2 separate regions of the Homo sapiens genome follow, and region 1 is linked to region 2. A link is a contact called in ENCODE Hi-C data. All regions are on one chromosome and are shown on one strand. Each heading gives the region's core, a stretch centred on a gene start or an enhancer-like site at or near the end of the contact. The rest is flanking DNA. Distances are from core to core; before and after follow the strand shown. Region 1 holds the start of ZNF488 (zinc finger protein 488). Region 2 holds the start of ZNF22 (zinc finger protein 22).

Region 1 (4,345 bases), core at 787-3,286, 2.4 Mb after region 2:
GGTCCCAATTCCACTGGCAGCCTTCAGGCAAAAAGTCCATGATTTTACCTCAGCTATTCCTTCCGACCTTCCCAGGTTCCAACAATAGCATCATCTAAGGATAAAAAGACAATGATGTTCTTATAGAGGCACAGACCACTAATGAGGAAAAATAAGTTTAAAAATATTTAAGTTTGTCTTTTTTTTTAAATAATTGGTGTGATTATATGTTTCAAACAAAAGTTGCCACCTCTTGGATGTCTGAAAAGAAATCTGCCAAGCAAAGCAGACACGATGATTCTAAATCATTTGCAAAGTCTTTTATCCCTCCCCCCAGAATCCGCATATGTTGGGGATCAGGGATTAGATATAAAGGCAATTTAACTTTTTAAACCAGAAAAAAGCCTCACAAATCACAGTTCCATGCACATACCTATGAATTTGTCCAAAATATCTAGCATATGCAAATTCTTTCACTGAACACACTGCAATGCACCTTCATCATACTTAATTTCTGTTTAATTCTGTGTGATTTATCTACGGCCAAATTTCCATTTCTGTATCAATCAAAAGTAAATTAGTTGAATTTTCATTAAAGGTCATAATAAACTACAATATCATGTTAACTTATTTCCAAGAAGTGAAAGCTTCAACCTTTATTGGTAATTAAGATCTTTACAAACAAACAAGGGCTCTTTTATAACTTAGTGCATATATATTATGTATTTGTGTGTGTTTGAACATATAAATATGTATGTGTCATAAAATATCATTAAAAACTAAATCACATATCTCTGATAAGATTACATTGTAACCAAGAAACAAAAAATTGCCTCGATATAGTTCTATTTTATCCCTCAAAAAGAATGAGACTTGATTTTCTAGAGTTCGTCCCTTATGCATCTACGACAATCTTTGATACTAACAGGAAATATTTTCCCCTTGGCCCTCCTATCTAATGTACATAAAATCATTACTTTCAAATGCCATAATTACTGCCATAAAATGTCTAATGTCTCCCTCAGGAGTAATTAATTTCATTTCTGTACATCAGTGGCATTGGCAACTACATATTTTAGAAATTTACTGTTAATTTCTTATTTCCAGGCTCCCTCAAATGTTTCAAAGCCCTGGCCTCCCACTGTCTTCCTACAACCCTGCTCTGAATCCTGTCCCCTCCCTCCCCTGCACCTGGCATTGCATAGCCTGCCCAGAAGGCAGGTGTGGGTGGGAACGCCCCCTAAATGCTTCTGCAAGGCTTAGCTTCCTGCTGTGCTGTCTGTGTCTATTAGTAAAGGCAAAATGTCAAGGAAAGGATTCAATCAACCCCTTGTCTCTAAAACCAGGTATGTTCTTTTAGCTCATTCTAAAAACTCATTATAATGTGATCATTTGGTATTGTTTTGTTTCCCAGGAAAGGCAGTGAACAGGATACATGTCCAGATCTTTGGATATAATCTGTTGGAGAAAGGATCTGGGGCTGATGCATGGTTCTTACCCTACTGCCCAGCGCAAGCCCGGGCTGAGAATAACAGCAACACAGGATAAACCCCGGGAGAGACAGTGGGAGGGAGGAAAACAACTGCAGCCTGAAAGTCACCCTAGGAGAAAAATTCATAGGCAGAATTCTTGAGTGCTGAAAAAACAGGGGGGAGAGGGAGAAGGTAGGGGAGAAGAATAAACAAAGAGAGGAAAAGAGAGAGGGAGAGAGACTGACACAGAAGAAAATGAAAACAGGAAGACAATAAAGAAGAGATAGAGGAGAAAAAGTGAGAGAAGAGAAAGGGAACAGAAACGGGGATGGGACTCGGAGACGACGTGGGAGAGAGAGGAAGCTGGCGACATTGGGAAGGAAAGGACCCCACAGTCAAAGGCAGGACTCAACAACCCTGTCCTGGGGAAAGGCTGATGTGGAAGTGAGATGGACCCCGCCGCCCGCGCCCGCTCGCGGCTCTGTCCCTGCAGACAGGAGGGTGCGCCTCACCTGGGCTCTCTGGAGATGTGGAGCAAGAGGTGCTGGTGCAGCACAGCCTCCTCCCGGCCAAGAGCACTGCGCGTGGCTCTGAACTTGGCGCCGGAGCCCTGAGGGCGGCCAGATCCCGCCCCCAAGCCGCTCCCGCCTTCGGGGCGTGGTCTCGGCGTCGCCCACCCCCAGGGAAGCTCCAGCCTTCGGGGCGGGGCTTGCGGGTGGGCGGCCCCGGCAGGGGAGGGTGCCGCTGGCCAAAGAACTCACAACCCCGGGAGAAAACCCCCTTCTGACCCTCTGGGCTGCCCGGCCCTTCCCCGGCTCAGCTCCGCGGAGATGCCCCCAGCTGGCTTGGTCAGGGCCGGGCGCCATCGCCTGCGGGAGGGCGAGGGCGTTCTTTGGAGGCGGTGCCTGCTCTCGCCTACGCCCTCTGGTCCTGGGCGCCCGACCTCTCGCTCCTGGGCCCGCGGGGCCTCGGCGATGCGGGCGAGGGCTGCGCGCGGTGCCTGCGGCTCCAGTCTGCGCCGAGGACCCCCACGGCCTCCTGGCCCTCCTTCCCCCAGCAGCCTGGCGGCCGCTCGATCGGCACCTCCCCCCGCCGGAATCGCCCAGCTCCCCCCGGGAGCGCCCGCCGCCTCTGCTCCCCAGACCTCAGCTGTGACCACGCAACGCTCTGCCAGGAAGGCGGACTCCGCGACTCGGGCCATGGTGGAAAATGACAGTTAAAGTGCGTTAAAATTAAGAACTTATACTTTGATTAAAAAACAACAAACGGAGTGAAAAAGCAAGCCACACACTGAAAGAAGATACTTGCAGCAATTGATAAAGGATTAGTATCCAGGATATATACTTTTAATGAATTAGTGTGAAAGAGAGGAACACCCAAAGCAACGAATGGACACAGACATGAATAGGCACTTCAAAGAGGAACCACTAACGACCAAAATCATGTGAAAGGACGAAGTCTCTAGAGTAATTAGAAAATGCAAATTAAGACCACAAGGAGATGTTTAATCATTAGGCATAAATGTTAAAATATAATAATACCAACTGTCATGGAAGGCATGAAGCAAGGGAACCCTAATATGCTGGGGCGAAGTACACCCAATTTCATTTATTATAAAAGACCACTAATTTAAGATATTCTATTATACTAAATACAGCTCCAAAAGAGGGGGAAAAAACTGACAACCAACCAACTCAAATGCTTTTCATCACTTGTAATTTTTAAGTTATATAAAGAAAGATCTATTTTAGACTGTATTAATCCATTCTCACACTGCTATAAAGAATTGCCTGAGACTGGGTAATTTATAAAGGAAAGAGGTTTAATTGACTCACAGTTCAGCATGGATGCAGAGGCCTCGGGAAACTTACAATCATGGTGGAAGTGGAAGCAAAACAGGTCCTTCTTCACAGGGTGGCTGGAAGGAGAAGAATGAGAGAAGTGCAGAGTGAAGGGGGTAAAAGCCCCTCACAAACCCATTAGATTGCCTGAGAACTCACTCACTATCATGAGAACAGCACAGGGCAACCACCGCCATGATTCAATCACCTCCCAGTAAGTCCCTCCCCCTACATATGGGCATTACAATAAGGACTATAATTCAAGATGAGATTTGGGTGGGGAAACAGAGGCAGGCCATATTATTCCACCCCTGGTCCTTCTCAAATCTCATGTCCTCATATTTCAAAACACAATCATGCCTTTCGAACAGTCTGCCAACGTCTTAACTAATTCCATCATTAACCCAAAAGTCCAAGTTCAAAGTCTCATCTGAGACAAGGCAAGTCCTTTCCACCCATGAACCTGTAAAATCAAAAGAAAGTTATTTCCTAGATATAATGCAAGTACAGGCATTGTGTAAATACACCCATTCCAAATGGGAGAAATTGACCAAAACAAAGGGACTACAGGCCCCATGCAAGTTTGAAACCCAATAGGGCAGTCATTAAACCTTAAAGTTCCAAAATGACCTCCTTTGACTCCATGTCTCACACCCAGGTCATGCTGGTGCAAGATGTGGACTCCCACGGCCTTGGGCAGCTCTGGCCCTGTGACTTTACAGGGTACAGACCCCCTCCCAGCTGCTTTCTTGGGCTGCCTTTGAGTGCCTGTGGCTTTTCCAGGCACAAGGTGCAAGTTGTCGGTGGATCTACCATTCTTGGATTTGAAGGGCAGTTGTCCTCTTCTCACAGCTCCACTAGGCAGTGCCCAAGTGGGGACTCTGTGTGGGAGCTCCAGCCCCACATTTCCCTTCTGCACTGCCCTAACAGAGGTTCTCCATCAGGGGCCTGCCCTTGCAGCAACTTCTGCCTGGTCATCTAGGTGTTTCCACACATCCTCGGAAATCTAGGCAGAGATTTCCCAACCTCAATTCTTTTTTTTTTTTTCTTTCC
Region 2 (4,396 bases), core at 1,586-4,085:
CAGTCAACTCATCAGCATATAAAAAGACATCACTTTGGAGATTCTAAGGATTTTAGAAGTTGTATGTCAGGAAACGGGGAGAAGATCAACTATGTATTTCACAATATCACAGGATAATAACAATTCCTATCTCTTACGGTTGGTGGGAGGTACATTAGTCAACTTTAATGCAATAATACCACCAAGAATCTCAGTGTTACAAGAGCATTTGTTTCTCTAACATTACGTGGGACCGTTGTGGTTACATGTGAGCTTCTGTGGCTCTGCTCCATGTGTCTTATCATCCTGGTTCCTAGACTAAAGGGGCAGCCCCTACTTGGGACATGCTATTCTCAAGGCAGAGGGAAAGAGCAGAGTCCTGGCAGAAACACAATGACTTGAAGTTTCTTCTGGGATGTGATGTACCCCTTGCATCCAGTCACATGCGGTCAGCCAATTCAAATCAGTGGTCAAGTCAACATCAGTGGGACAGGCATGTGGTTCACCAGGAGGCACCGGAGTCACACCACAAAGTGCAGGGACCAAAACCAGAGAAGGTGGAGCAAACCCTCAGGAATAATCATGCCTCAGGAATCTCACGTGAGATCCTCAAATGCTGCAAACAGTGCCTGGCACACAATAAGCACTCAATAAGTGTTAACTATTATTATACTAACAGCTAGGCTGAAGGCATAAAACCCTACCTGCTTTCTCTCCCTGTCTTTTTCCCATTCTCCTTTACCCTCCTCTCCTTCATATATTTTTCTGGCTCTCCCTCCTCTCCATCCTTACTGCCCAGGACTCTGTCCACACTTAGGGACACACACCCCTTTATTTCCTGACTTTCGTCTCTCTCTTTTTAAAAAATCCATCCTCGTTTACCCAATGCTTTAGTTGACATACCTCTGGCCCTTCTATGGCTGGCCCAGTTGTTTTCAGGTATAGGAAAAAGGGATAATCCATCTTTATGTAGACATTAAAGGAGTTAGTTTTAATTAGTAACTACCTTACTAACAAAATGGCTTTTTAAAAATTATCTTTTTATTTTAGTGTACATAGAGCAGACAGTCCCAACGGGTCATGTTTGCTCCTGACGCTTTTCCTAAACCATTTCTAGATCTCTGGCCATTGCCCTTTACCCCAAACTCTCCAACCACCAGCATCAACCAACTTATAACAATTTAATAATAAAAGTAACAACGACTCTCATTTCTTCTGTGTTATACATTGTGCTAAGTGCCTTACATTACCTCATTTAATCACTGCAATAGTCCAGATACTCTCTAGATTGCGAGTGGAGCTTCTTTGTCCAGACCTCATTCAGCTTTGTGCTTTGCCATATGCAGAGACAGCTCCCTACAGAGCAGAAAGCCCCAACTTAAGAGAATGAACCTATGACTTAGTTTAGCCTCCACCAACAAACCACTGTATTACTTCAGGCAGGTCAGCCTCTCTTGCTTCAGTTTACTGATTTGCAAGACAGATATGATAATCTGTGCTTCATGAGACTATGGTGAAGATGAATAACCAGAAGATAAGATGTAAAAGTACTTTGTAAACAATAAGGCATCTTATAAATTCATTCATTCAACAGCTATTTACTGAGTGTCTGTTCCCTGCTGAGCACTGTTTTCAGCACTGCAGACACAATAAAGAACTAAAGAGACAGATCATGAGAGGCATCGGGTGCCACTGCGAGGTCCTTGGCTTTGCTCTAATAAGTTGGGAAGCCTTTGAAGGTTTTGAACAAATGAATGACATGATCTAACTTAGGTTTAAGAGGATTACTCTGGGGCCGTGAATAGACTGTAGGGCAACCCGTCTGGAAGCCAATATAATAATCCAGAAGGTGGATGAAGGTGGCTTGGTGGTTATAGCAGTGGAAGTGTTGAAAGTGGCTTGATAATGAATATATTTTAACGATGAAGCCGACAGAATTTGTGGATAAATCACAGGTGAATTTTGGATGAAAAAAAGAAGAGACAACAGTGACATCAAGGTTTTTGGCTTGAGCAACTGGAAAGATGATGGGATCTTCACCCATCCCTGGGAAGAAGACTGTTGCAAGAACAGGTTAGGTAGATATCAGGAATTCATTTGGGGGGTATGTTAGGTTTGGGATGTCCATTACACATGCAAATGCAGCTCTTGAGTAATCAGTTCGATATACAAGTCTAAAGTTCAATAACATTTATGTCCCACAGTCAGACTGGAGTTACCAATGCGGGAGTCTTCAGCATGCAGCAATAGCATTGGAAGCCAAAAGGCGGAGGAGCTCCCCAGGGAGTGGGGGAACACGGAGGTCAGCTGGTCAGATGACTGAGCACGGCCAGGATGGCTGAGGAGGAGCCTGGAAGGAATAAGAACAAAGAGAGATCATTACTAATGAGCAACAAAAGGGGTGTGTTGAAATCAGACTTTGGAGCCACAAAGAACCATTCCAATTCTGGGTCGTCCGCTTACACACGGTGAACGGAGCACATTTCTTCTCTGAGCCTTGGTTCCTTTCCTGTAAATGGAGTATAACCACTCCCATCTTGCAGGAGCTTTTTGGTGATAATTAAGGTGACTTCGTGAAAAGTACCAGGGTCTCAAAAATCTCAAAATTTGTGGAAAGTATGCAGTTTCTAGGTTGGAGAGGCTAGAGTTTGGTTTCAAAAGCCTCGACCACACACAGGGGCGGTTACAGCTCTTGAGGTCCCGGGGGTCACAGGACGCCTTCCGAGTTGGGGGGAGGAGAAAACAAAACCACAGGAAGAAACGAACAACGCTTTCGGGTGGGCCCGGGACCATAGAGGGTCGCTCCGCCACTTTCCTAGAGCGACCGCGGCGGCGCCAGAGCGCGGCGAGGCCCTCACTTCCGGCGGCGCGGGAGGCGCCCAGCGAGCCAGAGTGGTGGCTGGTCCCGCGCGGTGAGTGGGATTGGGGCACTTGGGGCGCTCGGGGCCTGCGTCGGATACTCGGGTCCGCTCGGGAGCGCGCTGGCCGCAACGAGGGCGGCGCGGGCCCGGGCGATGGCGTGGCTTGCGTCTCCCGCCTCCGGGCAGGGCCTGGCCGCCGGGCGGGGGCGGGAGGGCCACGCGGGCCCAGGGTGGGGCCGCGGCCTGCGCGGCGGGCGGGCCGGGTCAATGAGGAGCGGCCGGCGGAGTGCTGGGAACGGGAGGCTTGGACTGGGGGCCCGGGCGAGGCGCGGCCCGCGGCGGGTGGAACTGGGCGGGTGAGCAGCAGCCCCGGCCCCTTCCGTCGCTCGGAGCGTTCGAGGACTAGATACGTGGAACAAATGCTTAGGCAGCACAGGGCTGCTCTGAGCGGTTTTCAGATTCAGACTCATTGCAACTTCTAACATCTTGATGGTGTTGCCACTTTATCATTACCCTCCCCATTTTACGAGGAAACTGAGGCACATTCCAGTTAGCTGGGTGTGCAAGAACAGCAGCTTCTGTCACTCAGGTTTAACTTCGTGCTTGCCCCTGCTGGGGAGCTATGCAAAGCACGGGTCGCCGCGCTGGACTGAGCAATGGAAGATGTGGCTGCCACTAAGAGTACAGGCTCTGGAGTCAAACTGCTAGGGTCTGGGAACCCGGCCAGTGCCTTCTAGCATTGTGCCCTCGTTTCCTTAACTTAAAACGGAAATAACTGCATAAAGGTGCCAGGAGAATTAAAGAGCTAGCACAGAATCAAGTTACACAGTGTCTGGCACATACTAGTATGATTGCCTCATCCGTAGGTGGATTTGACAGTCTGAGTTTCTGACTAGATCTGACTTCCATTGTATTAAATGCGTGTGCTTTTATGTATAATGACCATTATAGTTATTAAAAAAAAAAAAAAGCAACACCAACACCATGTACCTAACACAATGTCTCCTGTGTGGTAGATGTTCTGTAAATATTTGCTTAAGTTAAGGAGTGGGTAGTCCTAACTGTAATCTTGTGTTATATGCGGCTTACTCTTACGCTGACCATAATTACAGCTGATGTAATTATTAAATATCCAGATAAAGTCCTGGACCTAAAGTCTCAATTATACAATAAGATGAAAGGAAGGCAAGAAAAATTATGTTTTTGTTTTCATTTATTTGCTTTATATGTTTGTATGCAAAGAAACCCAGAATAATTGTTTCTATTTTAAATTCCACATTCTGACACAAGATAATGAAAAATAGTTCCAATAATTTTATTGCTTTTGAAGTTCTAGATTTTCCGACATTGCCACCTATGTGGGGTTTGTAGGGGTTTTTGTTGGTTTGTTTTGGCCGTTATTTTAAATAGCCACAAGTCAGCCTTATAAATAAATAAAATCATTTGAAATTTTGAATTTTGCAGCATTTGGGTATTCTAAAAATTCCATCCTAGTTTTACATGTAAACTCATTTTCTCCCCCCTCTCCTTTTCTTGTGTCCTACCTACCATGCGTT

The links. A loop is a pair of places that touch in the nucleus more often than their neighbours do. Pooled maps may share reads with other maps.
Region 1: a map of CD8-positive, alpha-beta T cell shows a loop between it and region 2 (20-fold over the local background). The contact joins the promoter of ZNF488 here to the promoter of ZNF22 in region 2. A Hi-C loop is called at or near these places in 1 of 168 maps with a recorded cell type or tissue (CD8-positive, alpha-beta T cell) and 9 of 50 pooled maps.

Annotation. Positions count from the first base shown.
Region 1 is chr10:47,382,257-47,386,601 of GRCh38, forward strand. ZNF488 (zinc finger protein 488) reads right to left here and starts at 2,037. Exons shown (of 2, transcript NM_153034.4): 1 at 1,964-2,037. RefSeq lists an enhancer at 1,944-2,443 and a silencer at 2,006-2,485.
Region 2 is chr10:44,998,088-45,002,483 of GRCh38, forward strand. It overlaps ZNF22 (zinc finger protein 22), which reads left to right and starts at 2,836. Exons shown (of 2, transcript NM_006963.5): 1 at 2,836-2,891. It overlaps LOC124902530, which reads left to right. Exons shown (of 3, transcript XM_047426129.1): 3 at 2,693-4,296. The coding sequence ends at 3,322. ZNF22-AS1 (ZNF22 antisense RNA 1) reads right to left here and starts at 2,716. Exons shown (of 4, transcript NR_126421.2): 1 at 2,443-2,716; 2 at 2,199-2,329; 3 at 1,230-1,335. RefSeq lists a silencer at 2,876-3,225 and an enhancer at 2,952-3,452.